Linked DNA regions of Homo sapiens: region 1 is linked to region 2. A link is an interaction called in ENCODE POLR2A ChIA-PET data of the cell type or tissue named here. Cell type or tissue: Panc1. All regions are shown on one strand. Each heading gives the region's core, and the rest is flanking DNA. Links, peaks and the distances in the headings are about the cores only. Region 1 holds the start of NR5A2 (nuclear receptor subfamily 5 group A member 2). Region 2 has its middle 53 kb from the start of LINC00862.

Region 1 (15,983 bases), core at 8,347-10,846, 300 kb before region 2:
GTGATCCTCCTGCCTCGGTTTCCCAAAGTGCTAGGATTAGAGACATGAGCCATCCAACCCAGCCACGGTAACTGTTTTAAACAGCGGGATATAAAACAATATACACAATATGTTATAGTTTTGTCTATATTTAATTTAGGGTTTTGCTTTTGTTTTTTGTTTTGAGACAACATCTCACTCTGTCACCTAGGCTAGAATGCAGTGGAGAGAACAGGGCTCACTGCAGCCTCAACCTCCCAGGCTCAAAAAATCTTCCTGCCTTAGGCCCCTGCCTAGCTGGGACCACAGGTTCATGCCATCACACCTGGTTAACTTTTTTAGTTTTTGTAGAGATGGGGTCTCATTTTGCTGTTCAGGCTGCTCTTGAATTCCTGGGTTCAAGTGGTCGTCCTGCTTTGGCCTCCCAAAGTGCTGGAATTACACGACCAGCCAATATTTAAATATTTAAATACACAGATATCTCCTAGAAGAAAATACTTTAAAACATGATCTCAGAATGTCAGGATTACAGGTGATTCATGTATCTTTCCTTTTGCTTGTCCACTAAATTGTTTTAATCTCTTTTTTTGCATACAGACTTTTATATAAATGCATAAATGTGATCATAAATTTATACTTTATTTTCTCCTTTTTTGCTTGATTCTTTCACTCATGTAGTTGCTTGATTGCTCATGCAACAATAAATTCTTCCCATGAATACTTCACTTTTTTTCCTTCTAGAATATGAATCCTGATATTTCACTCTTTTTTTTGTTCCAACACAAGGTCTCAATATCCCCCAGGCTGGAGTACAGTGGCATAATCACTGTACTCACTGTAGCTCACTGTAGCCTTGAACTCTTGGGCTCAAGTGATCCTCCCACCTCAGCCTCCCAAAGTGCTGAGATTACAGACATGAGGCACTGCACTCGGCCTATTATTCTTTTTTTTTTTTTTTAAGTGGCATTCAAAATGAAAAATATCTGGCCAGGCATGGTGGCTCACACCTGTAATCCGAGCACTTTCGGAGGCTAAGGCAGGTGGATCACCTGAGGTCAAAAGTTCGAGACCAGCCTGCCCAACATGGTGAAACCCTGTCTCTACTAAAAATACAAAAAATCAGCTGGTTGTGGTGGCAAGAGCCTGTAATCCTAGTTACTCGGGAGGCTGAGGCAGGACAATCATTTGAACCTGGGAGGCAGAGGTTGCAGTGAGCTGAAATCGTGCCATTGCCCTCCAGCCTGGGCAACAAGAGGGAGACCCCGTCTCAAAAAGAAAAAAAAAAAGAAAATGAATGAGTTTCATTTGGGGCATTATGCATATGTTTACTGAAGGACATATATAAGGACACAGTGCATTACCAACTCTGTTTACAGTTCTTTGAGTTTCTCCAGTGTATACCAGCAATATTAATATTGATAGCAAATGTATTGGCTGCCATGTTCCAGGCATACATACCATTAAATTCACAAAATAATTTGTCAAGCATTATAATAGCATTTCAAGCAATATAATAGCATTGAAGTCAGACATGGATTTGAGTCCAGCTCTATCAATCATATACCATCTGTGTAGCATTGGTCAAATTACTTAAAATTTTCAAGCATTAATTTTTCTCATATATAAAATAGAGGTAAATAAATTTTTTTTAAACTAAGTGATAGAACGTATGTAAAGCACTTAAAAGAGCGTCTGGCATAATTATGTGCTCAATAAGTGTAGAAATGGCCAGGCACAGTGGCTTATGCCTGTAATTTTAGCACTTTGGGAGGCTGAGATGGGAGGATCACTTGAGGCCAGGAGTTCGAGACCAGCCTGGGCAACATAGTGAGACCCTCATCTCTATTTTTTAAAAAGGCAAAAAGAAAAAATGAAGATAAAAAAGTGTAGAAATAATATGTGAGTGTACAGATGTAAAGAAGGCTTGAAAATGTAGTCAAAAATCACATTTCTATTTACAGAGCTGTTCCAATTCTAATGTATCCTAATATTAGTATAAGTAAAATAAAGTTTTAAGATCATTTAGTATGATCTTAAAGCTTGAGATTATACTAAATGGTCTTAAAGCAAAAAGGCACAATTTTTTTTTTTTTTTTTGAGACAGAGTTTCACTCGTTTCCCAGGCTGGAGTGCAATGGCACGATCTTGGCTCACTGCAACCTCTGCCTCCCGGGTTCAAGCGATTCTCCTGCCTTAGCCTGCCAAGTAGCTGGGATTACAGGCACGTGTCACCACGCCCAGCTAATTTTGTACTTTTAGTAGAGATGAGTTTTCTCCATGTTGGTCAGGCTGGTCTCAAACTCCCGACTCAGGTGATCCACCCACCTCGGCCTCCCAAAGTGCTAGGATTACAGGCATGAGCCACCACATAAGCCTCTTTTTAAAAAAATTATTAGGTAAATATAGAAAAAGTGGATAGGTCGTGACCTTCTGAAAAATGCAAACGGATCAGGAAAATCTAAAATGCTAATATTTAGTATCAAAATAATGCTTGAGGGTATAAGTTGTCAGATTCATGGAAATAAAAAAGGTAGAAACTGAGCCTATGTTTTTGAAACTCTTTTTGGTTTTACAATTTCATATAGTATAAAGTGACCTTTTTAAGTATCCTCAGTGTCTTTTAATTAACTCTTTCTTTCTTTTTCTTTTTCTTTTCTTTTTTTTTTTTTTGAGATGCTTTGTCACCCAGGTTGGAGTGCAGTGGCCACATCCGCCTCCTGTGTTCAAGCAGTTCTCGTGCCTCAGCCTCCCAAATGGCTGGGATTATAGGTGCACACCAACACACCTAGCTAATTTTTGTATTTTTAGTAGAGCCAGGGTTTCACCATGTAAAACGCTGGCACACACCTGTGCCACACACCTGTAGATCTGTGATTAGTCAAAATAGCATAAATGCAGATATGTTATATGTTCTATTATATTTAAGAAAGAAAGGATAAAACCAAAAAGGAAAGAGTTAATTGGCTGGGCGTGTTGGCTCACGCCTGTTATCCAGCACTTTGGGAGCCGAGGCCGGTGGATTACTTGAGGTCAAGAGTTTGAGACCAGCCTGGCCAACATGGTGTGTGCCACCATATAGCTAATTTTGTTTATTTTTTATAGAGATGAGGTCTCATTATGTTGTTCAGGCTGGTCTTGAACTCTTGGGCTCAAGTTATTCTCCTGCCTAAGCCTCCCAAAGTGCTGGGATTACAGGTGTGAGCCATCATGCCCAGATACATTTTTTTTTATTAAAAATAATATTATTTGTATTTTCTTATTTCGCAAAAGACTGAGAGGGCAAAAAAAAAAGTTGATTAAAATCACTGAAACATAAATCAAAATTGAGTTATATAGCCCCATGTAAGTTTCACCCATATGAAATATTTCAGTCTAGAGGAAAATCTATTATTTGAATGATTGTTTTATTTATGTAGTCTGCCAGACTATTAGGTAATATATAACATCCAGTTTCATGAATTAAGAGTGCCTGAGATGGCTGGGTGTGGTGGCTCATGCCTGTAATCCCAGCACTTTGGGAGGCCAAGGCAGGTGGATAACCTGAGGTCAGGAGTTTGAGACCAGCTTGGCCAACATGGCAAAACCCTATCTCTACGAAAAATACAAAAATTAGCCGGGTATGGTGACATGTGCCTGCAGTCCCAGCTACTTGGGAAACTGAGGCAGGGGAATAGGTTGAACCCAGGAGATGGAGGTTGCAGTGAGCCGAGATTGTGCGGCTGCACTGTAGCCTGGACAACAGAACAAGACTTTGTCTCAAAAAAAAAAAAAAATGCTTGAGATCTATTTTGTTGCTTTGTGTTTTAATAATAATTATGCTGTGATTCCTAGGGAAATCACTTTGGATATGCTACAGTTTCCTCTTTTAAAAACAATTTAGATCATTTAGTTGTTTGCTTAAATGTCTTTAAAGGCCTTAAATTGAAACAAAATGATATTGAGTTTATTTCTTGTACTCTAAATAAAGATATGAACTATGAGCCATCAGACACAGATCATAGATTGTGATAAACATGGGGAACTCAGCACAAGCCTACAAGAGAGTAAAGTCTTAAACATTCAATTGCCAAAAGATTGACTAAGGCTCTGTTTAATTATTGGTGTTATAAAAAGTGAGTAATATTTACCTGGCCATAATCGTATTGTGTAAAAGTCACTTATCTTTCCTGCCAGGTGCCACATTTCTCACAGTTATTTAAAAGAATGAGAAGAAATCTTTACTCAGTCACTCCTTTCCAAAATGTACCATTCCATCATCTTATATAATTTGGCAGAGGAGAGGATTATTAAGAAAGTTGATAAAAAATAAAAAGTGCCAACCCTAGCTCAGGTTCTGTACAAAATCAGTGACAAATGCCTATGTTAGCAAAGGGTACAAGCAAAAATGCACTACTAAGCAATGCTTTGGCAGTAACTAACTGGTTCAGTACTTATAAGACTTCTGTTAAAAACTCCTCCATATCTGATGCAATCAGTCTATTTGAATGATGAAAATTTTAAGGTGTTTGTTGTTAATAAACCCATATTATAAACATACTGAAAGGGCCTTTCTAGTTTGTTCATGCAAGGGGTTAATGATAAATCCAATTTTGCAGGAATATCAATTCCTAATAGATATGTCATAATGTCTTGGAATAGTGTTGTCACGAAGTTTACACTGACTGTAATTCATTAACTAAACTTTAACATCATCATGCAATATGGGTTCAGGTGACATTGTTGAATACTTTTTGGATTTTGGCAAAGATGCCTTAGAGTCATTAGTTATCTGTCAATAATTTACGAATCCTTTCTGAAATCTGTTAGCAAATATTTTTTATCATTATAAACATATTCTTGTAAATGTGAGTCATTAGAAGTATTCCATGTTGTGGTATCGAATGAGTTCAATGGGGTAGTGAAGGTGTTTAAAACAGAATGTTGTAATGGAAAATGCCCACACTTGCCAAATGGAAAGGGTCAGATGATACCTTGATTGAGAAAAAATAAATACAAAAACTGAGGGTGTGATTTGTTTTGTGTCCTCCCCCCCGCATGGCCAGAACATAAATTGCTTGTTAACTGTCACTGAGGCTGAGTCCCAAGCATCTGTTATTTGTACCACATGTGAACATTACTCTAGCCTCACTTTCAGAAAAATATGTTCATTTCTCACAAAGTACTGAGTACGTATTTCTATTCAATCAGCCTGATGGATAAGCTTCAAAGGACCAAAGTAACTCATTAATATAATGTTTCCTCAACAAGCCAGTGAGTTTTGTAGGAAAGCAAGAGAGTGACAAATGGCAAATAGTGTCTTTTAAAGATTCTGTTAGGAGTTATTAGGCAAGCTGGTAATACTACCACCCCCAATTTTTTGTACATTCTTAAAAATAATTATGTCTGATTAGAGGCAGACAGTATAGCATGAAATTCAATCTTTGTGCTATTACATGCTTTGTTAACCATGTACAATAAGGATGAGAAAAAAAGCAAATCACTTTATTTTTGGATTTATTATTATTAATAATTATTTATTCCTTATTCCTCATTATTTATTATTTCATTTATTATTTAAGAGATAGAGTGTCACTATATTGTGCAGGCTGGTCTCAAACTCCTGCCCTCAAGTGATCCTCTTGCTTCAGCCTTTCAAAGTGCTAGGATTTCAGGTGTTAAGCCACCGTGCCCAGCCACAAATCACTTTATGATGCTGTTTAATTATATGAATCCTATGAGGTCTTCTATAAGGTCTCTAATAGTGTATGTGACTAGGATAGAACTGGTGTCAGAAACAAAACCCAAAAACAGAAACTTTCGTATGTCTTCTAAAATTCCACTAAGGAAGATGTGTCTTTCACTTAAGATCCCAAGTCACAAAGCCCATAATCACTTTTTTTTTTTTTTTTTTGAGATGGAGTGTCACTTTGTCACCCAGGCTGGAGTGCAGTGGCACGATCTTGGCTCACTGCAACTTCCGTCTCCTGGGTTCAAGCAATTCTCCTGCCTCAGCCTCCAGAGTAGCTGGGATTACAGGCGTGTACCACCTTGCCCAGTTAATTTTTTGTATTTTTAGTAGAGACAGGGTTTCACCATGTTGGCCAGGCTGGTCTTGAACTCCTGATGACAAGTGATCCACCTGCCTCAGCCTCCCAAAGTGCTGGGATTACAGGTGTGAGCCACTGCGCCCAACCTCCATATTCACTTTTGATGACACGTTGAGTACTTTCTTTCTCTGACATGATACTGAGTACTTTATTTCTCATTTACATCTTACCACAAAAACTACTGGATTTCATCATTTTTGTCATTTTTACTTATGAGGAATTCAAGCCTTAAAAAAGCCAAGCATTACTTTGCCACCAAGAAGGAGGCAAAGTACAAATGGAAGCCCTGAGCTTTCTGACCTCAAATCCTAGGCTCTTAACCACCCTGCTACCCTGCCTTCATTCTTACCATGATCTCATAATTTGTGCTTATATAGGCTGCATTCAGCAACCCAAACTGACTGGTTTCCTCAGGAAAACTGTCAGAGCTACAACCAGTGCATTGAGAGGATCCGATGGACTATGTAATTTTATGGACTGAATGATATGAAAGGCCTCAGGAAATGTGTATCCAACACTTTGGCAGGTGTAAAAGAAGACCTACATATTTCAAAGCAGTTACAGATGCAAAATACGTCCATAGAAATATATGTTCCACACACTTGGAAGGCTAAGGCAGGAGGATCGCTTGAGCCCAGGAGTTCGACACCAGCCTGGGCAACATGGTGATATACTGTCCCTACAAAAAAATACAAAAATTAGCTGGGCCTCATGGCTCACACCTGTAATCCCAGCACTCTGGGAGGTCGAGGTGGGTGGATCACCTGAGGTCAGGAGTTTGAGACCATCCTGGCCAACATGGTGAAACCCCATCTTTACTAAAAATACAAAAATTAGCTGGGCGTGGTGGTGGGTGCCCGTAATCCCAGCTACTTGGGAGGCTGACATAGAAGAATCACTTGAACCCGGGAGGTGGAGGTTGCAGTGAACCGAGATCATGCCACTGCACTCCAGCCTGGGTGACAGAGTGAGACCTTGTCAAGAAAGAAAGAAGAAAGAAAAGAGAAAGAAGGAAAGAAGGAAAGGAAGGAAGGAAGGAAGGAAGGAAGGAAGGAGAGGGGGAAGGGAGGGGAGGGGCGAGGGGAGGAGGGGAGGGGAGAGGAGAGGAGAGGAAAGGAGAGGGAGAAAAAGAGAGAGAGAGAGAGAAAGAGAGAGAGAGAGAAGATGGGGAAGGTCCCTTCTGGGTTTCCATCTAAAATCAAAGAAGAAATCATTGGTTTCAATAATAATATTTTAAAATCCACCCTATGATTTTTTTTTCTTTAAAAGAAAAATATCAATCTAAGAAAATAATACCTAACATGGTGTTAATGAAAAGTAGGTTGGATTGGTTATGTGTACATAAGAACTTAAAGCTCAAAGGAAAAACAGCACGTATACCAGCATGTTGACCTGGCTCCGCTGACAGCCAGGATTACCAGTTATTTCACTTGGTGTGTACCAGTGCTACTTGGAAACTACCCACCTTCCATGAGCAGGTCTACTCAATAAAATCTTACTTTCATGAGGCTGTGAGGATATCCAAATGGGGACATTTCTTATACTCAGAAGACCACAAGTCACGAATGTGGCCACTTCTGATTCTGACTTCAGGGGTCACCCAGACCCCAAGCCACCCCAACCCGATAAAGGCAAGTTCACCTTGGGCAAAGTTCAGAGCCAGCAGCACAGCTGAAAGGCAGTGGACAGCACTTTCAGATGCTGTATTCCAACATTTCAACTGACATGAAGTGAGGCAAGAGGGGAAATAACTAACAGTAATCTGATTAAAAAACAAAAGAGAAAAAAAAAAGGGCCTGGTGTGGTGGCTCATGCCTGTAATCCCAGCACTTTGGGAGGCCGAGGCGGGTGAATCACCTGAGGTCAGGAGTTCGAGACCAGCCTGGCCAACATGGCAAAACCCCATCTCTACTAAAAATACAAAAATTAGCCGGGCATGGTGGCACGTACCTGTAATCCCAGCTACTAGGGGGGCTGAGGCAGGAGGATTGCTTGAACCTGGGAGGCGGAGGTTGCAGTGAGCCAAGATTGTACCACTGCAGTCCAGCCTGGGCAATGGAGCAAGACTCTGTCATTAAAAAAAAAAAAAAAAAAAGGACTGGCCTGGGTTTACAGGTAGCTCACACCTGTAATCTGAGCACTTGGGGAGGCTGAGGCAGGAGGACTGCTTGAACCCAGGAGACCAACCTGGGCAATACAGCAACACACTGTCTCTACAAAACATTTAAAAAATTAGCTGGGTGTGGTGGTACACATCTGTAGTCCTAGTTACTCAGGAGGCTGAGGCAGGAGGATTGCTTAAGTCCATGAGTCTGAGGTTGCAGTGAGCTATGACTGTGCCACTCCATTCCAGCCTGGGTGACAGAGTGAGATCCCATCTCTAAATAAATTAATAGACCATAAATTCTGTAATGTGAATCTTTAGACAAAGACTGCTAAATCTATCATCTGATATATGAAGTTTTATTACAACAAATGTTTATATATTGAGTTAAAAATTATCTGTACCCATACACACAACCTGCATTTACTTAATTTAAAAGGAGTGTCAATATTAAAATTGAGGATTTTGGCCAGGTGCGGTGGCTCACGCCTATAATTCCAGCACTTTGGGAGGCCGGGTAGATCATTTGAGGTCACAAGTTTGAGACCAGCCTGGCCAACACGGTGAAACCCCGTCTTGACTAAAAATGCAAAAATTAGCCGGGCATGGTGGTGTGCCCCTGTAATCCCAGCTACTGGGGAGGCTGAGGCGGGAGAATTGCTTGAACCCGGGAGACAGAAGCTGCAGTGAGCCGAGATCGTGCCACTGCACTCCAGCCTGGGCAACAGAGCGAGAACCCATCTCAAAAAAAAAAAATTGTTATTTTGTTGTTATTGTTGTTTTTGAAGACAGAGTCTCACTCTGTTGCCCAGGCTGGAGTGCGGTGGCATGATCTTGGATTGTGTTCTTCCAGGGTTGCAGAGAGAAGTGCAACAGCGTCTCATTGCAACCTCTGCCTCCCAGGTTCAAGCAATTCTCCCGCCTCAGCCTCCCAAGTAGCTGGGATTACAGGAGTGCACCATCACACCCAGCTAATTTTTGCATTTTTAGTAGAGATGGAGGTTTCACCATGTTGGCCAGGCTGGTCTCGAACTCCTGACCTCAGGTGATCCGCCTGCCTTGGCTTCCCAAAGTGCTGGGATTACAGGTGTGAGCCACCATGCCCAGCCTAAGAATAATAACTTTATAACTATGAAAAATGTGTTACATATTCACCATTTTGCCAGCATTAATCTCAAAGCATAAGTTTTACCTTTTGGGGATAAAGAGATAGATTGTGTTTTAGCCATATGACCAATGTAGAAACAAGCTAAGGTTAACTCCTCATCTAATGAATAGGCCCGATAAAAAAGTTGGTTGACCACAACATGAATAAATAAATAACCATAAGCTTGGAAATGCTACCTGTAGTATTTCAGAGTGTCGATCACATTTGTAGTCATCACTTAAAGAATTAATGTCTGCCAATGTTATCATCTAAAATGTATTTACAGAGGTCAGAAGAGCTATGTCTGTCCTCCTCTATGCAAAGAGGTGATGACATCAAGGGGTATGTCACAAGCCAAAGTTTAGTTAGCCTAAGTTAGTTAGCTGGTTTGCAGTTTTTATCCACTAAGTCTGATCTTCTGACCCCTCAGTTTTACAACTTTCCACTCTCTGTGCTGCATAGCACCTCTCCACTTCTGAGTTAATCATTTCTTTGCCATTATCTGGCAAGAATTCTTATCTCTTTTGCTGTCACTTTATAACAGGGTCCTCTTATCAACCTGCATAGAGTCATGTGATGAGTCAAAGCCTATCAAAAGTTTCCATTCTTCTGATTAGAAACCATCATGAAACTGGATACATGGTTTACAGCAGGTCACTAATGTTGGAAAAAGTACAGAGTCCAGGGAAAGACTTGCTTGTAACTTTATGAATTCTGGATTTTTTTTTTTCCTTTGCTTTTTCTTAACTTTCACTAAGGGTTACTGTAGTCTGATGTGTCCTTCCCAAGGCCACGAAATTTGACAAGCTGCACTTTTCTTTTGCTCAATGATTTCTGCTTTAAGCCAAAGAACTGCCTATAATTTCACTAAGAATGTCTTCTAATTCAGATACTGGGGATTTACAAGAGTCTTTAAAGCACGGACTTACACCTATTGGTAAGTAGGAGTTTCTCTATTGATCATCTATTTATTCTGCTACTACATACATATAATTTAATCTTGTTGATGGATTTTGCATTTTAAGTCATGGCTTTTCCTATTATGTTTATTAAAAGCACACAATAAGCCTATGTATATATATCACACATTTATCTTTCTTGCAGTTCAAAAAAAGCAAATGGATATTTCAACATATGAATATTATTCATTATATCTAGTGTTTACTGGTGTCATTCTAATACCCTAATCAGCCAGAAAATATAATTTATACTTTATCAATTTCAACTTTAATATTTTCTGATAATTTTTAATCAGAAATAATAAGCTAAAATTTGAACAATTTGAAACAAGTTAATCATATTGAGTGATCATTGATCAAACTTTAACAGATAGCTGTCAAGTATTTGTTACTTTTCAACCCACACAAAAGTATGGTGTCTTATTCTCTGCTTATACCGTAAAAAATTTTCATTTTATTTTCCTGGGGAATGAAAGTCATGCCCCCACCTCCAAAAAAAAAAAAAAAAAACCAAAAAAACTAGACCATCATTAGTAAAGGATTTGAAGAGCTACTGTTTCTCGCAACAATTAGTATATTTTGTTTTTACAAACAGAAATAAGTAAATAAAGCTACTATTCATTTAAAAAATAGAGTTACAAACTTATGAATTTTATAGCAAGACTACATTCAATTAATTCTAAAAGTAAAGGACTGAAGGGAAGTGATTCCCAGTGATCTGTAATTATTTGTCTGTTGGAAGTCAGGCCCTTCTGCCTTTCCCCAGTTTTTGAAGGACCTGTGCCTTTTCTGGCAGCATTTGCCTAGGCTTTCAGACTGGAATTTCCCTCCGAATTTGCAGGGGCCTGTCATGAGCTCTCTGAGTCTCAGCTCCATTATAACAAGAAAGAAAATCAAGGCTTGAGTTTTTCCTCTTTTTTCCTTCCTAGTCAGCTGACTCCACAGAATGCAGTGGAGTCACAGATTGCTTTTTTTATGGGCCAACTACACCCTAAAGTATATCACTTGAGGAAATGTTTACCAAAAATGTTCTATACTTACGAAAAAGAAAACATGGGGAAGGTAAGCAGGGTGTAACACACAATCAATTGTTCTGCAGATAACACAGAAAATACAGGCACAAGAAAGATGAGAGAGCAGCACACAACCATTTCGCATCTTTTTCGTCGGGCAGAACCGCCGCGGTGCGCAGGCAAGGAGTCCTTCCCGGCAGCTCCGCGCAGCTCCGGTTCCGCGTCCGGGGCCGCAGCTAGAGCGCGCTCGGGCCGGAGACGCGGACTGCGCGCGCACGGGGGACGCGCGCTCGGGGGCTCGCGCCCGCGCGGGCGGTCTTGGGCTCCTGCTGCGCGCAGCCCCAGCTGGCCGCTGCCAAAATAGAGTTGAGCTGGGTCGGGAGACCACGCACGCCGATCCCTCACAGTCTCCCCCACACCCCATGGGTGAATTAAAGAGGGTAAGGTAGGGGAAAGAGACGCTGTTGCACTTTTCTCTGCAACCCTGGAAGAACTGTGTTTCCAGCTACCGCACGCGCAACTCACATCGCAAGGGACCGAGGCGGTACACTCTGAGCGTAAACAGAGAACACCTGCAGCTCTGGAATCGGTCCCACCGCAGAGGGCTGGGAACCGGAGGACTGTCGGTCCAGCCCATAAGGGGCTGCTGGGGACTAAACCTCAAGAAAAGTACCGAAGAAGGCTCTCCCCTGGCCTCAGCGAGACTACCCCAACATCCTAAACCTGTGCAGGCACTTCCGGGCGCCGGATTCCGGGATAACAAAATTCCAGTCAATTTGCCGGTAAAAGAGACCTCTTTCAGGATCTTGTTCGCAGCCACCCGCCCCTTCCCAACCCAAGCACATCCCCTCCGCCTCCTGGTATTGCAGCCCCGCAGGTGGTTGTGAGGTGTCCGCACCTGCAACATCTTAGTGACCCTGAGGCGGCTGTGGCACCGGGAGACAATCTGTTTACCTCGTAGCCTCCACGAGGGTGCTAACGGTCGTTCCCAGGGTGAATGGCTGGACGGAGCCATCCAAAGGGCTGAGGGAGAGGAACAGAGGGCGGTGAGGAGCCTTCGGACTGAACTATTGGATTGAAGGGCCTGACCCGATTCCTGAGGGAGAGATGCCCCTTGAATGGGTCTTTCTGATTGCCCAGGGTAGCCCCACTGGGAAGAACCCACGGGTGCAGCTGTAGAGAGTGTCTGAGGGTCTCGAGGGTAGCTTTCAGATGGCAAATTGCAAGTTGGGCTGTGTTGAGTGGTTCACAAAACCGAGCCCGGTGTATGTAGACATCAGTCAGGGTTTACAATTCTATATTTAATTCAGTTGTGTTGTACTAGGAAATGAGCCTCCTTTTGTTTAAAAAGCTGTCTCCATGGTTTTTAACTAGGGGCTACATCTTGTATGCACACTGATGGTTACATGAAAGTTTTGTATAGATGTCTGTGCTTGTATAGAAAAGCAGAATTAAGATAAAGTTGTTCCTTCTGCCTACCTGCAAGATAATCATTCATTGTAGTGTAAAAGCAGCACACTCAGGTTATAACTAGATTGTTCCCTTAAAGTTAACTAACTCTGGGACACTGGCCAGACTCTTGGTTTCTGGTCTTGGTTTACTTCTTTCTCCCAAGTGGGATGATTCTATTGAATAATATGCAGTACTAACTTTAGAAGCTTTTTATACTTACCTATATCAAGAAAAGAGCCATATCTGTGTGGTAGGAAATGTTATACATAAAACAAATATTTATTGACCACTCCCACAGTGCCCAATATTATGCTTTGATTCATATTAAATTTCCATAATTCTTCAAATTAACTGCATTTGCAGAATATTTTATGCACTCAGTATAATATTGCATATTATCCACAGAAGGTTATGTCTGCATACTTAGGGGTACATGATACACAGTGCAAACACTGTATTGAGTCTGTAATGTGAGTCTTGCTATCTGGTCCCCTGAACACTCTGAGTCTGATTTTATTTCAGTGATAACCTCCAGCAAGCTCTGTGCTCATAAGGATCTCTGAAAGTAGACGTTTCATCAGCGGAAAGTGTGATAGCCATTATGTCACCCTAACCTCCAGCGAGCTTTATTTAGAATGCCAGCCACACAAGCCCATGTTCTGATTCTCATAGTTGGGGCTTAGGCTGCCAGTTTCTTCTATGAAGCTAAACTCTAGAGCCTCCCTTCTTTCCATGCCCGAGTCCATCTCCAAAACAGTGCTTCTCAGATTCCTCTTTTCTGGCCTGGATCCACAGGTAGTGACCAGAGTTAACAGAGTTCTTGGGCCAGGCACAGTGTCTCAAACTGGTAATCCCAATACTTTGGGAGACTGAGGATGGAGGATCACTTGGGCCCAGGAGATCCAGACCAGCCTAGGCAACATAGTGAGACCCAGTCTCTACAAAAAATAAAAAAATAAATAATTAGCTGGGTGTGGGTGTGGTGGCATGTGCCTGTAGTCCTAGTGACTAGGGCTTGGGGGTTGAGGTAGGAAGATCACTTGAGCCAGGGAGGTTGAGGATGCTGTGATTGTGCCATTGAACTCCAGCCTGGGCAACAAAGTGAGACCCTATCTCAAAAAAACAAAACAAAACAAAACAAAACAAAAAAAGGATTTCTTTTTCTTTAACACCTTTTTTTTTTTTTTTTTTTTTTTTGAGGCAGAGTTTCACTCTTGTTGCCCAAGCTGGAGTGCAATGGCATGATCTTGGCTCACTGCAGCCTCAGCCTTCTGGGTTCAAGAGATTCTCCTGCTTCAGCCTCCCAGGCAGCTGGGATTACAGGTGCACGCCACCACGCCTGGCTAATTTTTTGTATTTTTAGTAGAAATGGGGTTTCACCATGTTAGCCAGGCTGGTCCCGAAATCCTGACCTCAGGTGATCCACCCACCTCAGCCTCCCAAAGTGCTGGGATTACAAATGTGAGCCACCACACCTGGCATCTTTAACACCTCTTCTAACAAACCAAGAGAGATTTATAGAGGAAGGGAGAACAGAGGCTTGTTAATGCTTCTCTCCTTTACTTGACCCCTCTACCAGACACAATGTCTAGGATTATCTTGGATTCAGCCTTGAGCATAAGTTGAGCTAGAGAAGGGCACATTGTCAGACTTCCACCTACAGGCCCAACCCAATCCCCACCCCCAGGGATGCACTAGGCAGGCAAGACAACTTCACTCCGCAGCTCTAGAGTCTACCTTAGGATAGAACTAGTTCTTTGAGTTGCACTTCCTCACGCTTCACCTTATTGGAACAGACTTCTTGGAAAAATCCAGTTGGCTTCAAGGAACTTCAGGAGGGCATTGTGCTCTGGGGAGGCCCTGGGGAAGTGTTGAAATGTGACCAATATGATCTTGAGAGATCAAGCTTGAGAAAACCATGTGAACTGGAACTGACCAGGCAAGCTGATAAAGGTTGTCTCTTCTTTAGTCTTTTGGGAAGCTGTTATGTATGTTTTTGTGTGGTTGATAAGTAAGAAAAGATATTTGGAGTGTAACTTTTAAACACCAAATAACCTGAATGCAGATGACCATGAGCACTTATATGAGCAGTTTTATCTGGTGATAATGTAATTGTCCCCAAGGACTTTGTCAAGCCCTGCAAGACAATCAAGTTAGCAAGCACATCCCACTGGAAGGTGATCCTAGAATGGTTAGTGATTCCCTTTTTACTTTCCTTACAGAATGATGAGTTTGAGTGAAGCTAAGGGGAAAGACAAAGGGGAACTGATATATATATATATATCCAGCGTAATATATTTCTTTCCTGGCACTGTCTCATTTAACTATAAAGTTTACTTTGTTAACCCAATTTTACTGATTAAAAAATGGAATCAGAGGTCAAGCAATTTACTCAGCTTGTCAAGAGAATGAACTGTAAATAGAACCCAAGAAATATTCTGAAATACATACTCTTTCTCCAAAGTGGTAACCACTTGTTCTTGTTGATATAAAGGAATTATGATTTAATACAATGTTGGTCTATGCAGACTTTCCTCCAATGGACATTTCGAGCTTAAGAAACATATTTGTAAGTGGCTTTTTAATCTTCATTTCCATTCCACGGTAGAAACCATATTTGGATCCTTCTAGAATTCAGAAGGGTGGCACAGGGAGTGGTGTATGGAAAGCAGAGTGGAAATCACATCTGGGAGGACTGAGGTCTGAGTGGGGTGGGACAAAGGCACTTCTGGTCCCCTACTCTGGAGTTTCCTGGAAAGGATCTCTGGAGTTTGGATGAAGTTTAGCTTGTGAATTTGTGGTGTATGGTAACAACTCGCAGGGTTACCAACAGATGGTGAGAAGGAACTGAGAGGAAATTCAGAGCATGTACTTGTTATAGAGTCAGTGAGTATGAGGAGGGCAGGGAAATCACTCAAACTGAGTGACTGAATTAGATAGCATAAACAAACATACTGTTGTACCATGAGAGGAGGGGATAGGGAAAGACAATTTAGGTGTCAATTAAAAAAAAAAGCACTTTTGACAAACCCAGCTGTGCCTCTTGCAGTGAGATATGCTAGTCCCACACCCATGCTAGCATTTTTCACGGTAAGTGCTGGATTCCTTGCTCAGGGTTTGGATGCCTGCAGCCTCTGCTTCCCGGCCTTCTGCAAGCTCCACCTGCTCCAGCGGCCTCTACAGGAATGGAAAGAAAATTGGTCGGAATCCACTGCTGGGTCCTGGAATCAACTTCCCAGTTTC
Region 2 (15,983 bases), core at 8,720-11,219:
TACAGAATGCCACTGTGAAAACTCTATCCCCTCACCTACTTCAAAATGGAATGCCTTCCAAGTCCCTTCCCTGTGTTATAATTACTGTTAATTTTCTACCAATACTTCCCTTCTCTCTTCTCTTCTCAAATGCCAAAATTTTATCTCACCTCCAATTCTGCTACCTTTCCCTACCCTTATGCACACTCCCTTCCTTGCCTAGCCTTGATCTCTTCTCAGAAATCTCCACTGGCCAAGAACGTGTTTCTTAGGACATGGCCACCCCCAGTCCTCTAAAAGTCTGTAGCACACTCTTTCACCCTCTCGAGATGTTCAGGGCCCTTCCTGGAGCTTGACACTTGACCAAAAAAAAAAAAAAAACATGAATAAAACACACATGTAAATTTGGCCTGGATCATTGATAATTATATAGTTATTTAACAACCTTCTATATTCAGGAGTCAAGCCTACACCGATCATGACAAATGACACCAACCTAATGACCACAGTAATTCATTGTCCTGTTTAAAGAGATTATTTAGCAAAGTCAAGGTTAAAACCATGTAACGGAACAAATTAAGGGGTGATATTACAGGACCTCCATCACACTTTTGGTATACACTTCAGCTAAGAAACATAGCTATATTTAATATTCCTCTAATTTTTAATTTTTTTCCCTTTGTACATTTTAAAATATCATAGGAGAGATTGTTTGAAATCTTGTAAGAAAATTTTTTTCCAGAAACTTTAGCCAATACAACCTTTGCTTTTTTCCATTTATTTTTTAAATTTCTTAATATGAAAAATTTAAGATTAAGACAATGGCTCTTTTCATGACTAAAAACAGCATTTCATAAGGGTCTGACCAAAGTTATAGCCCCATGCTATCATGTAATTCACATTTATTGGTGGAGAGCGGGGTGGGGGGTCAATTTCAATTTTTTAAAATGACACCAGGGTTAGAAGGCTCCCGTCAGTGAGCTTTGCCCCTATGGGCTGAGGGCCCCTGAACACACTGGAGAAAGCAAGGGCAGCCCAGTGACCTGTGCAGAGAATTTGTATCCTGTGTTTTAAAGGGAAAGAATATGAAGAAAGAAAAGTTCATTCTGAGATGAACAAGGAGTGTGGTTTAACCTGCCCCCTGTGTAATCACTCCGCATATGCAATGAAGGGAAGAAGGCACTGCATTTTTAAGAGCTCCACAATCTCCCATTTGGTGACATAGGATGTTTGCAAACTCCTGGAGGGAAGGGTTACTGTACTCAACCCACACTCCCTGTGGGCCATCAATGCCATTTATTTGTCATGATTTCAGCTGATTAATATGTAACCACAGAGGCAAAAGAAATAATTTCACAATCTGCACGTCGCAGCAATTTTCAAATTCCTTTAGGTTGAAAGCAATCACCAGCAAGGCTTTCTCCACTCTGACATATTTATTCTTCCTCTTCAGATTCAAACCATTCCAAAAAGTGAGCAAAAAATACAGCAAAAGCAGCCTGCTTGTCTACAGTATTTACATGCTTTACATACCCTAAAAATATATAGCTTATTAATGACTGATTTTCCAACCTCTTCAATAAGCTTTTTTATTAGTGTGACAATTTTTAACTTGTAAGTGTCAAGCCGTCTCTCACTGTGCGTGTCTCCTTTATGATATTTAATATAAAGATAGAAGAGTATTTATATCCCTCACAATAAGAGAACGAATTGTTTTAAGGTTATACAGCCTAGATGTGATAAAGAAAGAAGGAACCTTACAAAATGATAAATATTTTCATTAAAAAACTTTAAAACTAAAAGTTCAAAGATATGTTCTCCTCTCTTATTTCTTGTCAAAACATGACTTAAAACCCAAAACTAATCTACTTTCAATTTTATTCCATATTTCAGTGCTGTCATAGTACTCAGCAGAGAGTATTGGAATACGATCATTTTTTATTTTGGTGATGTTACCGACAGCTTTATTTCACAAAGCAATCTTATACTATGTCTACCAGTGGCAGGGCATAGAGGTCAAATAGTCTAGCCTTACAGGTAGAGAGCTTATTAAATGGCACGTCTATTAAACCCGATGGACAACATAAAGAAACATTACAGCAAAATACTTTTAACATAGTTCAATGAAGATATGGCTCAAAAGGGTAGTAAATAATTTAAACGGAGACCAATAGGGAATTTGTTATATTTTTTACTAGCATCTTCAAATTATATTTCAAGCAGAGTGGTTAGAATAGAGAAAAACACAAAAGCTTACAAACCTCATGTCGTGGGTATTTCCTACAGCAAATGTAAAAGGAACATCAACCCAAATCCAAATATTAATAAATCAACAATTCTATCACAGAGTTCATTTAAAACAATCTCAGCATAAATATTATATCACTGTGAACTAAGGAAACAGTTTTTTAAAAATTACCTTACTGTCTTTTTTATTTTTGTTTTGGAAGACAGTCAATTTTAAAATTCTACTTATGGTAGCACCAATTCATGACAAAACCTCACTTCTAAGAAAAACTGCACCAGAAGAATAGAATAGAAATAATATGGAAAATACGTGTTTACTTATTACATATTATTTGGTGTGAAAATCTAAATTAGAAAATAACATGTGTGAATTCATAGTTGGGAATTTCTTTTTTTTTCAGATATCCCTGGTAACTCTTTGGTTATCAAAAATCAAGCTGATTATCTTTTTAATCACAATGTTTTTCTCCTGTATATGTTCAACTATATTTAGGAAAACCAAAAGAAAAAGAAAAAGAAAAAGAACAGAATCCATGAAAGAGATCGCGACTTCTTATCCTTATATACAAGCTGTGATTTACGGCCAAAATAACTAACTGAATCTGTAACTTTTAATAAGTTTATCATAAATGCTATATCTCTTAATCCTGAAATTGGGTCTCTGGTCTCTTACCAGGAATATAAACTACTTGATCAAGGATTATCAGTGGATTCACCTAGTAGGATAATTAATAAGATACAGAAACATAAAACATGAGTTGTTAAAGTTTACAATTACCTTCCCTCACAGCATCGCTCTAAACGCACTGTCCTTGCTTCAGCACACAGTAAATCATCTACCTAAATGTATTTGCACCCAATCATTTTTTAAAGTCACAATCTTTGTAGTGTCAACTTGTCAAGGGTCAAAGGGAAGAACAGGCAAGATTCCCAAATCAATCTGCTTGTAGAAACTGTCTCATTTCATTTCAAATTACCTGCTGTGGTTGAAGCAGGCTATGGACAAACTGCCTCCTCCATAAACCATGACAGCACAGGTCGAACTTATGTGATCATTCATAAGGGGCAAGTCATGCCGGTTCTGTCATTAACTACTTTTAAACGGCTGTGCAGGGTTAAGTGATCTTGCAGGGCAGCCGCAGATATAAATACTGTTTGGACAGTTTAATGTCAAGAGACAACTCCTCTGGGATTAAAACTGTGTAACCCAATAGGATGGTTGTCGATACAAGGATTAAGGTACTTTGGTCCAGTTACTTGAAGTCATGCCTTTACATGTTTTGTCCAAGTGACCCTATAGGAGACCTCAAATGAGTGCCGTTCATCTACATCATGCAACTCCCAGACAGCATTCTGAGAATATTAAAAATAACTTCAGGCATTCAGAGGCTCACTCTCCCAGGTGTTCAAGAGTTTACGTTTGTCCTTGTGAGGCTGACCAGAAAATGAGAGCACATTGCTGTTGGGAGCAGGTGCCTTGCAGCAGCCTTACAGCCTTGGGCTTCCAGAGCTCATGATCAATGGGAATATCAAAGACCCACTGCTGTCCATAACATCAGGGAAGTTGGGTACAGTAAATTGTGCAAAAAAGAGCCATGATATAAGAAAAAGGACTGAAATGCCTATTCCATTGCTTTTCTAGTGCCCATCCCTTGAGATAAACCCTATAATGTCTAAAGATAACAACAGCTAGTATTTATTGAGTGCTTAGGATATGTTGGGCACTCACTGTACTAAGTGCTTTGTATGCATGACTCATTTGAATCTTACAATAACCAGTTGAGGAATCTATTATTGACCCCTGTTTATCATAGGTGAGAAAGCTACAGACCAGAGCAGGTAATCATTTGCCCCAAGTCAAAGAGCCAGTAGTGATGAAGAACAGGAACAAATACTGTGCCTGACTCCAGAACTCTCACTACAATGGTATGCCGCCTCCACTGTAATTATGACTCCTGTGAGAAATTCTACTTGCTTGACTTATAAAGTATTTATAATATACACTGGCTTAGCTTTCTTTAACATGCATTAGCTGCATGCAAAACTGTCTGAATCATTAAAAGAAAAGCGTTGCTAAGTTACTCAGAAACCAAAGAGAGCCAAATCAGGCTGATATGTGAGTATCTCTGTGGGTACACGAAGACTTTCCAGAGGGTACGTGGGCACAAATAGTTTTAAGGAAATGCATTTCAAAATCTTTTTCTAAAATTGATCCACCTGAGAAAATATAAACCTCCACTTCACCCAAAGCCTATGTACCAGGTCCCTGAAATTCCCTCCCCAATTCATCCCGTTAAGAGATGCATTTCAACCAAAAGATTTTTGTGTTTAAAACTCATCTATCAAATGTATCAAATAGGTTGTAATATATATATGGTGTTTTGATCAATTTCCAGTGCTACCTCAATACAGAGGAAAAATGTTAACATTTAGAACCTTATAGGATATTTGAAAAGAAATTTCAATTTATATACCTAGTTTTGTAGCAGAGAATTACGTGGTAGTTAATAAGGGCTTTCAAGCATAAGGATGAATTTCATCAAGGTAAAATTCTATGAGGGAAAGAGAATGGAAATACAGTTCCAAGGAAAAAAAGGAACAATGCTATGGAAGAGTCGTGTAATTTTTTTATTTTTTTATTTTTATTCTTATTTATTTATTTATTTATTTATTTTTGAGACAGTTTTGCCCTCATCGCCCCAGCTAAGGTGCAATGGCACGATCTCAGGTCACCGCAACCTTGGCCTCCCAAGTTCAAGCAATTCTTCTGCCTCAGCCTCCCGAATAGCTGGGATTACAGGCATGCACCACCACACCCGGTTAATTTTGTATTTTTAATAGAGATGGGGTTTCTCCATGTTGGTCAGGCTGGTCTCAAACTCCCAACCTCAGGTGATCCACCCGCCTCAGCCTCCCAAAGTTCTGGGAAGACAGACTTGAGCCACCATGCCCGGCCCCAGGTTATGTATTTTTTAAATTGGCCCTGATAAGTGCAAAATCCCATGATATTCATATTCCTCTGGACACATTTAAATCAGTTTCTTAGCCTCAGCACTGTTGACATTTGGGGCTGGATAATTTGTGTTATAGTTTGCTGTCTAGTGCATTATAGGATCTTGACCAGTATCCTTGATCTCTGCACGCAGATGCGCACACACACACACACACACACACACACAGCTGTGACCACAAGACTTTGCCTAATGTCTCCTGGGGAGCAAAATCACTCCTGGTTGAGAATCCTTAAACAAAAGATATTAAAGATTTATTATCGATTTTCAAAATCTGATATTTAAATTTATGAAAAATGTTAAATGTACACTAAAACTTGTGCAAAAGAGTACATTTTTCTTGAGACAGGGTCTCTCTCTGTCACCCAGGCAGGAGAGCAGTGGCACGGACACAGCTTACTACACTGTTGACCTCCTAGGCTCGAGCAATCCTCCCACTTCAGCCTTCTGAGTAGCTGGAACTACAAGCATGTGCCACCACGTCCAGCTACTTTTTGAACTTTTTATAGAGATGGGGTTTCACCATGTTGCCCAGGCTAGTCTCAAACTCCTAGGCTCAAGAAATCCTCCCTCCTCGATATCCCAAAGTGCTGGGATTACAGGTGTGAGCCAACTTGCCCGCTGCCCATAATCTTTAAAATTATCTCTAGAAGTGTATATGGGAAAAAACATTCCAAGACCATGGAATTAAATAGGAATAGTTGGTGACAAATATGGTGTGGGCAGAAGAAACCTCCACTGAAGCTGGGACCTCAGCTGAGACTTGCACTTTTCAGTCTCAACTGCTAGGATGATTCAGGTCCACAGAAGTCAAACAAAGCAGCCAAGCCATCATAAAAGGCAGTGTCAGTGTGATACTTGAACGTGTGACTCTGAATAATCACCAGAAAGAACAATGAGTAGGTGTTATTCCTCAGTAATTTTAAAAGCCCCACCTTTGGAAGAAAAAGCATAAACTGGGACAGGCCAAACTGAGGAGAACCTGAGAAACTCCCTAAAAACATTAAAGGTCACAGATCACATCTTCCTACTCTTGAATTTGTTGTAGTCCTGTGTAGCATTTATCCATGCTTAAAAGTGAACTTACAGTTGTGTTTAATTTTGATTATCTCTCTTGATACTAACAAGAGTCTGGAGAGGGGTAGAATCACAAGGACCTTAGTTTTTCACGGGCAAAACTGTCCAGGCCTGTTCTACCCCCAGCTGCATACCAGAAGCTAGGCTGGAGGAGAAACCAAACCTCCTTATCAGACTGTAACAGGTAAACTACAGTCCCTAAAAATCAGCAGTAATCATTCTCTCATATTAATTACACTGTCACTTAGATATATCAATTGTACAATATCAGATATTTGCCAAAATGACCCTGAAATGTCAACTAAAATATCAAAGCGTAAGTCACAACCTTTTCTTTTTTTATTTTATTTTATTTTAGAGACAGGGTCTTGCTCTGTCACCTAGGCTGGAGTGCATGGTGCAATTATAGCTCCCTGCAACCTCGAATTCATGGGCTCAAGCAATCCTCCCATCTCACCCTCCCAAGTAGCTAGAACTATAGGCGTGTGCCAACATGCCTGGCTAATTTAATTTTTATTTTTTGTAGAGATGGAATCTTGCTATGTTGCCCAAGGAACATAGCTCCTGGCTTCAAGTGATCCTCCTGCTTCAGCCTCCCAAAGCCTTGGGATTACAGGGATGAGCCACTGCACCCAGCCCACAGTCTTTCTACCGGGAATCTTAAATGACTTTTAGTAACTCAAGCAAAGTGGGAAAAAAGTTCATAATATCAAAATTAGGAAATACATATAGGCTAAACTGAGAAGAAAAAATCACCCATAATCTCACCACCAATAAGCTCTATAGATGATCCTTTTTAATTTAATGGTACACTACAAAAATGCCTTTAAAATAGTCTGTATCTTCTGACCTCACCAAGCTTTGGGTTACTGGAGCATACATTATCACCCTGGCTTTATAAATGAGGAAGGAAGTCCAGGCATGGTGGCTCACGCCTGTAATCCCAGCACTTTGGGAGGCCGAGGCAGGCAGATCACCTGAGGTCAGGAGTTCGAGACCAGCCTGACAAACATAGAGAAATCCCGTCTCTACTAAAAATACAAAATTAGACAAGCATGGTGGTGCATGCCTGTAATTCCAGCTACTTGGAAGGCTGAGGTAGGAGAATCGCTTGAACCCAGGAGGCAGAGGTCGCAGCAAGCCGAGATCACGCCATTGTACACCAGCCTGGGCAACAAGAGCAAAACTCTGTCTCAATAAATAAATAAATAAATAAATAAATAAATAAATAAATAAATAAATAAATAAAGAAGGAAGGAAGGAAGGAAGGAAGGAGAGCCCAAGAAGTTAAGTGACTCATGCCCCAAGTCCAGCTCTCTTTCTGCTGAAATATACAGCCTTCAAAAACAAAAGCAGGCAACGGTTGTTTTAAGCATGCCAAATATTCGTTTTTGGCTCAGCTGCCAGTGTGAAGACAGTTTCATACATTTGATCCTAGTTAAGACAGATTAGCTAGCCAAGTGTGCATTTGATATCTGAATGTTTAAAAGAAAAAAAAAGTCAGGATACTCCATCCTTGGATGTTCTAAAGAATCTTTTTCTGGAAAGTGCTTTCTGGGCTCCAACATGCTGGAGCTTAGTCCCCTGCATTAGTGAATACAAGGCAATCCTGGCCCGAGAATTCCCCGTCTAGCCAGGGGATTGGCAACACACAAACAAAGGCTTAAAGAGAAGAAGCAGCATACTAATGAGTGCAGTGTCCGACACTGCGGGCCAGATACTCAAATGCCCAACACACTGAACAAAAGAACCGTCATGGTGAGAAGAGACAGGAAGCATTCATGCAGTCAGCCAACACATACTTGGTGGGCGCCTGAGTGGTAGGCAGCGTTCTAGGCTCTGGGGATACAGGAGCGGTTCAGACAAAGCAGCCTGGGGTGGTGGAAGAGCCATCAAATGCAGCCAGGCTTATGGGAACATAAATTCTAGTGTACCTCTCACCAGCCAACAAGGCAAATTATGGAATCCCTGAGCCTCAGTTTCCTCCATTTATGATGGAAATATCTAGTCCATTGTATGAAATTAGCTAATACATTAATTTTATTTATTTGAAACAGGGTCCCACTCTGTCGCCCAGGCTGGAGTGCAGTGGCACGATTATGGCTCACTGCAGCCTTGACCTCCCAAGCTCAATGAATCTTCCCACCTCAGCCTCCCAAGTAGCTGGGACTACAGGCATGTGCCACAATACCTGCTAACTTTTGTATTTTTTGTAGAGATGAGGGGTCTTCCTATGTTGCCCAGGCTGGTCTCCAACTCCTGGGCTCAAGCAATCCTCCTGCTTCAACCTCCCAAAGTGCTGGAATTACAGGTGTGAGCCACTGCAACCGACCTAGGTAATGTGTTTAAAGTACACGATACATTACTATGTAGGGAGCTCAACAAATGTTATTCATGGTAACATGAGTAGTAATGATACACTACTCTGTATGGAGCTCAACAACTGTTCTTCATGGAAGCTAATTTTGACTGAGATTTTTACTATGTTCTGAGGACTGTGCTAGTCATATCACATATATTATCTCATTTAATCCTCACAATTTAGCATAATAATTTATGGATGATGAAATTAATCATAGTAACTCTGTCCAAGGACATAAAATTATCAAGGTAAGAGTCAATATTCAAATCCTAGTAGTTATCTCTAGAGCTTATGATTGTAAAGATTCAAACGCCAGGTGCGGTGGCTCATGCCTGTAATCCCAGCACTTTGGGAGGCTGAGGTGGGTGGATCATGAGGTCAGGAGATTGAGACCATCCTGGCTAACACGATGAAACCCCGTCTCTACTAAAAATACAAAAATTAGCTGGGCCTGTAGTCCCAGCTACTTGGGAGGCTGAGGCAGTAGAATCACTTGAATCTGGGAAGGGGAGGTTGCAGTGAGCCAAACTCATGCCACTGCACTCCAGCCTGGGAGACAGAGAGAGACTCCATCTCAAAAAAAAAAAAAAAAAAGATTCTAAATTATACCACCTCCCTCATCTTCCCCCATGGTCTCAATCCCACCCCAACTCTCCACCTTCCTTTCCTTTTCTTTGAAGGCAATTTTTAGTCCTTGTTCTAAACGAGAGGAAGGAAGCAAAAAGAGAGGACTCTGAAGTGTGCTGAGGCCTTTGCAGACCTACCACAGGATTCCTTGATCTCCACTTGCTATTTGTATCCTTCCTTTCATCTTTCATCTGTTGCTTCCAAGCAGGTCTCCAAATTCTAATTCCTCCAACTCATTTCTTATTTAAATTTCTTAACTTGCAGAACTAGAGTTCCTTGAGTGAACCAGTCATTTCATTAATAATTCAATGAATCCCTGCTGCTTCTAACCATGAAGTTCAAGATAGAGTGCTCATGTTAGAAGCATCTAAATTGCAAGTCAACACCTATAATTCTTTTATTAAGAATTTGGGTGCATATTCAGTTGGAATCCCTGCTTGTTCTGTACACAGTATCTTAATAACTGCGTACCGTGCATGTCTCTCTCAATCAGCAGTCACAGGGGTTCTTCCCCGTCTGCAGTTGTAGGGGATAACAGGCTGTCTCTTGGAAATGGAAATGGTCCTCTCTAAGGCTTTCCAAGTGAATCTGGAACACACTTCTGAGCTGGGGTAATCATATAATTTATTGTCCAAACTTGACACTTTAAAGAGTGAAAGGAAACACTAGTAATAATTATACTGGGACAACAGGTCTAAACTGGAGCTTTTCTGGGCAAATCAGAATTCACAGTTACCTTACTCAAAATCTATGCTTTAAGTCAAGCCATGCCAAATATGATCTCCAAATGTAGTGAAAATCCACTCAGACATTTAGCCTGACACAGTTACAGACAAACAGGTAGAATCTACTTTTTCTTTAGATTGTGATGCAATTCATAATATCAACCTCGGTCATATTACGTGCCATGCCCACTCATTTTGGCACTTGACTTTTTTTCTTTTAATATAAGTCATGTTTATGTGCCTGACACCATGTTAATCTTTACCTGAGTATGGCAAACACACAATATATATATTCAATTGGTTAGAGCAATGATTTCCAAAGTGTGACATGTCCATTACTCAAAAGCCAGGAATAGGGACTACCTCAGGTGGGCTCAATTTGGGACACAAATAATAACTCCAGAATCTACCTTCCAGCACCACTGTTTCTGAATCCTGGGTTCCCTTCCCAGCGTTCTCCCCTTCCTCTCCTGTGGAAGGGTGAGTCTGCTTTATTGATGTTTCAACACTTTATTTTCTGAGCACTTGAGTCACATGGGCCCCAGTTGGCTTGACCTTGGTGGTATGCCCAACCTTGATCCAATCACTGTGGCCAGAGAATGGAACATGGTGATTGGCTTAGCCAAGGTGAGAGGGATGGAGTCTGCTGGACCCGAAACATGGCATGAGAAGCAGACTGTTCCTTACTGTGGCAGATAGACTCATAATACTCATACGAGTGGCTGCCATGAGTCCACCTCCTGGCATTCATGCTCTTGTGCAATCCCTTCCACTTAAGAATGAACACAGCCTGTGTCTGGCTTCTAACCAAGAGAACACAGCAAAGGTGATGGGGTATACATAATTGTTTGAAAATATTGTAGAACCTGTCTTGCTGAAGTCTTTTTCTTTCCCTTGCTGACTTCATTAAGCAAGCAGCTCTGTTGAGGGCCTGTGTGGGAAGGGACTGAGCATGGCTTCTAGGACCTCAGGCTGGCCTCCAGACAATAGCCAGTAAGAAAATGAGGCCCTCATTGCAGTGGCCTGCAAGGAACTGAGTTCAGCCAAAGACCATGTTAGTTTGGAAGAAAATATTTCCCCAGTCAAGCCTCAGATGAGAACACAGCCATAGCCACCATGTCGTAGCCTTGGAGAGGACCCAGTGAAGCTACACCCAGACTCTTGACCTATGGACTGTGAGATGACAAATATATTGTTGAATCTGTGATAATATTATGACACAGCAACAGGTAACTAATGCACCGACAAAAGCAAAGACAGAGTGCTGCTGTCACAGAAACGGGGAATAGATGCTGCATGGCAAAAACAATGTCTACATGGCCAGGCATGGTGGCTCACGCCTGTAATCCCAACACTTTGGAAGGCTGAGGCAGGCGGATCACAAGGTCAGGAGTTCAAGACCAGCCTGGCCAGTATGGTGAAACCCCATCTCTACTAAAAATACAAAAATTAGCTGGGCGTGGTGGCAGGCACCTGTAGTCCCAGCTACTTAGGAGGCTGAGGCAGGAAATCACTTGAATCCGGGAGGCAGAGGTTGCAGTGAGCAGAGATCGTGCCACTGCACTCCAGCCTGGCGACAGAGAGAGATTCCATCTCAAAAAAAAAAAAAGTCTACCACAATGAGCAATCTGATTAAATATTTGCCATTCAATCCTGTTGTTTGCCTAAGTAGACTACAAATGGCAAATTGATTGATCAATAATCCAATTAATTGAATTATAGATTATCAGAAAATAAATTCACTTAACCATCATATTTAACCACCAAAAATACCTGTTTTAAAAAAATGTGGCCAGGCGCGGTGGCTCACGTGTGTAATCCCAGCGCTTTGGGAGGCCAAGGTGGGCGGATCACCTGAGGTTGAGAGTTCAAGACCAGCCTGACCAACATAGAGAAACCCCATCTCCACTAAAAATACAAAAATAGCCAGGTGTGTTGGTGCATGCCTGTAATCCCAGCTACTCGGGAGGCTGAGGCAGAAGAATCCCTTAAACTCGGGAGGCGGAGGCTGCGGTGAGCCGAGATCGCGCCATTGCACTCCAGCCTGGGAAACAAAGAGCAAAACTCTGTCTCAAAAAAAAAAAAAAAAAAAACAAAATGTAATCTTCGATTTTTGAACCATTTATACCAACAAAATTATACCAGCCACCTAATAATCATATTTAAAACTGACTGCAATCAGTATTTCATGGTCCAATAAGATGAAATCAAATCACAGAAAATGAAAAGGGAAATAAGCATAATAAATTCAAAACTAATTAAATAATGCTATTTATAAAATTTAACATAGTCCATATTACAGTCTATGCTGACTTGGAATCAGTCACAGTATTTTAAGAAATTATATTTTCAACATTTACATATAAAAATTCAGAAATTGGCTGGGGGTGGTGGCTCATGCCTGTAATGCCAGCACTTTGGGAGGCCGAGGCAGGCAGATCACAAATTCAGGAGATCGAGACCATCCTGGCTAACACAGTGAAACCCCGTCTCTACTAAAAATACAAAAAATTAGCCGGGTGTGGTGGCATGTACCTCTAGTCCCAGCTACTTGGAAGGCTGAGACAGGGAATCACTTGAACCCGGGAGGCGGAGGTTGCAGTGAGCTAAGATCGCACCACTGCACTCCAGTCTGGGCAACAGAGCAAGACTCTGTCAAAAAAAAAAAAAAAATTCAGAAACTATAAATATACTTGATGAATTTTTGAAGTTTGATGAACTTTTAAATGTAAAAATGCTCATATAACCACCACCCAGATTAAGATAGAGAACATTCTCAGTAACCCATCAGCTTCCTTCATGTCCCCTCCCAGTCCTTACTCCAACCATTAGTTTCACCCGCTTTTGAAATTTATCTCTAATTACAACACACAGCATGTGTGTTGCATCCCTCTTCTCTCACTCAGCATTATGTTTGTGAGATGCATCCATATTTTCGTGTGTAGCAGTAGCTCATTTTCTCTACCGAATAGTATTCAACTGCAGGACCATAGCAAATTTATTTATCAATTCTACCACTGATGGACATCTAGGTTGTTTCTAATCTTGGGTTATTTTTAGGAATAATGCTGCTGTACACATTCTTATATCATTTTTTAGTGTATTTACTCTTGGGCGTATATTTCAGAGTAGAATTACTGTCATTGGGTATATTTACAGTCAACACTGACAAAGAATTTTCGAAGTGTTTGTTCCTATTTACATTCCCACAAGCAGTGTCTGAGTGTTCCAGTTGCTCTGCATCTTCAATAACACCTGGTATTGACAGTTTAACATTTTTAACCATTCTAGGATATATACAGGGAGCTCAGGAACCTGAAGAAAAGGAAAGGCACAGTAGGGGTGTGGTGGAACTGGGCAGCACAGAAGTCCAGTAATCATAACCCCCAACCCAGGCTGGTTCAAGTGCTGGCGATGGTCAGCACGGTCACTAAACGGATGCAAATCCCCAAGGGAGAGCCTGGAGGAGTTCAGCTCTCTCCACCTCAGTGTCTGAGGACAGGGCAGGCTCTGAGCTTTTGGGGGAGAAATGGAAAGTTAATGCCAGAGAGTAGCCCCTCACCCCCTTCCCACATGGATGACTTATTCTGATAGGTGCTGCCTGCTTGCTTGCTTTCGTGTCCTTCCTTCCTTCCTTCCTTCCTTCCTTCCTTCCTTCCTTCCTTCCTTTCTCTTTCTCTTCCTTCCTTCCTTCTTTCCTTCCTTCTTTCTTTCTTTATTTGAGATGGAGTCTCACTCTGTCGCCCAGGCTGGAGTGCAACAGCGTGATCTCGGCTCATTGCAACCTCCGTCTCCCAGGTTCAAGCAATTCTCCTGTCTCAGCCTCCCGAGTAGCTGGAATTACAGACATCCACCACCAAGCCCAACTAATTTTTGTATTTTTCTTAGTAGAGATGGGGTTTTGCCATGTTGGCCAGGCTGGTCTCAAATTCCTGACCTCAGGTGATCCTCCTGCCTCTGCCTCCCAAAGTGCTGGGATTACAGGCGTGAGCCACCATGCCCAGCCAGGTGCTGCCTTCTTGACTCCTACCCATGGGCATCTGCACACTCCTGGAGAAGACACCCCCATCCCATGGATTTGGCTGCTAACTTCATGGTCCCCAATCTTAGCAAGATTTCCCCCAGCACAATTACTTCTCCCTCCTCCTCTCCACCTCCTTCAGTGGGTCCTCCCAACCTGCACTCTGTCTCCAAAGCCCCACCACTTTCTCAGGTGCCTTCAATAGAGGGTCTTGACTGCTCCTCTTTGAAAAGAGGCAAGTGCTCACTTGACCCTTCATCCCTCACCTACAGCACAGTCATCTGTACCTCCCTCACCTTCCAGCAAACAGGCACCATGCTGCACAGGGGCAAAGACACAAATATGACATGCTCCTGGTTTGCAAAACATTTGCTTTTCCTATTCCTTCCGCCAGTCCGAGGTGAAATGTTGGACCTGGCCTTCAGATCGTCCCCTCCCGTATCCTCCAGGACCTTGTTCCATTAATCATCTCCACCACCATGCACTTTTATTTCTAAGCTCTCCTTTTTAACTGGTTCTCCCCTTCATCATAAAAACAGGCTCAAGAATTTCCTCCCCTATTTATTTTTAAAGCGTTTTCTTAGTCCACAACCCCCTCTCTAGTAACCTTCCATGCTCACTTCTAACTCTTGAAATAACTAGTCTCCCATTCCCAGCTCCTTCCTTTGCAATCTGATCTCTACCCCACTATGGCTTTCAATGGTGGCCGCTTTGGAGAAGCTGTTAAACCTAAAGGACGCCCTCCAGGCCTATCTGAATTAAAGAAGATAGGGGAATACCTCTTTCTGTAGTACTAGACACTTTTCACCACTCTCTTTTCTTTGAAACACTTGTCCTTGGTCTCCATGTTACTTTCCAGGCTCATACCTTTTTTAGATTGCTTTTTGGGTTCCTCCTTCTCCAGCCCCATAAACATCCGTATTCACCAAGGCTCTGCCCAAGGCTGCGTCCTCTTACTCTTGACACACACTCCCCTTGGTGAACACATCCACACTCACAGCTTTAACTACTAAACTACATGCTGATTACTTTCCAAATGCATTCCCAGGCTAGAACTTTCTGGAGAACTGAGACCTTACAGTGAGTGGGGTCACATCATATCAGTATCTGACTTAAGTGAATTCAAATATACTCATTCAGTAATTTTCTTTTAAACAAGATAAATAAAACAATAGAAATAGCCCAGGTCATTCCACAAAATGAGGACTGTAGTGAATGTGGCTGTGATTTCCTAAATGCCTCGCATTTCCTAAATGCCTCTGGGACTTTGAGCACAAGTAAGTGGAGAGTTTCAAGAGACTCCTGGCCCCAAAACATAAGCCAACTACTTCACCTCATGCTCAACTGAAAAAAAAAAAAAAAGCCACAGTCTGTTCCAACGCTGGAGCAAAAGGTACCATTCTTACATATGAATTTCATGCTTCAACCCAGCACCATCATAAGAATTTTTGGTTCCGTTGGATCCCGGCAGCAGCTGCAGCAATTCTCCTCTTCTGGGGCTCTCCGTGCCATCCCCTTCTTACTTCCAGGAACACGGCATCAGGTGTGGCTTTCTGATGGCATCATCAAGGTGCTCAGTGAGGCCAGGTGTGGTGGCTCATGCCTGTAATCCTAGCATTTTGGGAGGCTGAGGTGGGTGGATCACCTGAGGTCAGGAGTTCGAGACGAGCCTGGCCAATATGGTGAAACCCCGTCTCTACTAAAAGTACAAAAATTAGCCGGGCATGATGGCACATGCCTGTAATCCCAGCTACTCAGGAGGCTGGAGGTGCTTGAACCTGGGAGGTGGAGGTTGCAGTGAGCCAAGAGCGTGCCATTGCACTCCAGCCTGGATGGCAGAGCAAGACTCAGTCTCAAAAAAAAAAAAAGAAAAAAGAAAAAAAAAGGTGTTCAATGACATGATGATAAGAAGGAGCACAAGTTTTCAACAGCAG

The links. Peaks named below come from ENCODE experiments on the same cell type or tissue, not always from the same donor. Only the 100,000 strongest peaks of a DNase experiment are listed, where the experiment ranks them.
Region 1: POLR2A ChIA-PET joins it to region 2 with 12 read pairs; 2 of 35 experiments call an interaction of 5 or more read pairs at or near these places.

What each region holds. Positions count from the first base shown.
Region 1 is chr1:200,017,659-200,033,641 of GRCh38, forward strand. It overlaps NR5A2 (nuclear receptor subfamily 5 group A member 2), which reads left to right and starts at 10,052. Exons shown (of 8, transcript NM_205860.3): 1 at 10,052-10,253. The coding sequence starts at 10,190. RefSeq lists enhancers at 11,716-12,216, 12,217-12,717. In Panc1, for the core only: no CTCF peak of the experiment used is centred there; no DNase peak of the experiment used is centred there; H3K27ac peaks cover 171 bases.
Region 2 is chr1:200,313,281-200,329,263 of GRCh38, forward strand. No RefSeq gene overlaps it. Among named protein-coding and RNA genes, the nearest start is that of LINC00862, 53 kb to the right of the region's middle. In Panc1, for the core only: no CTCF peak of the experiment used is centred there; no DNase peak of the experiment used is centred there.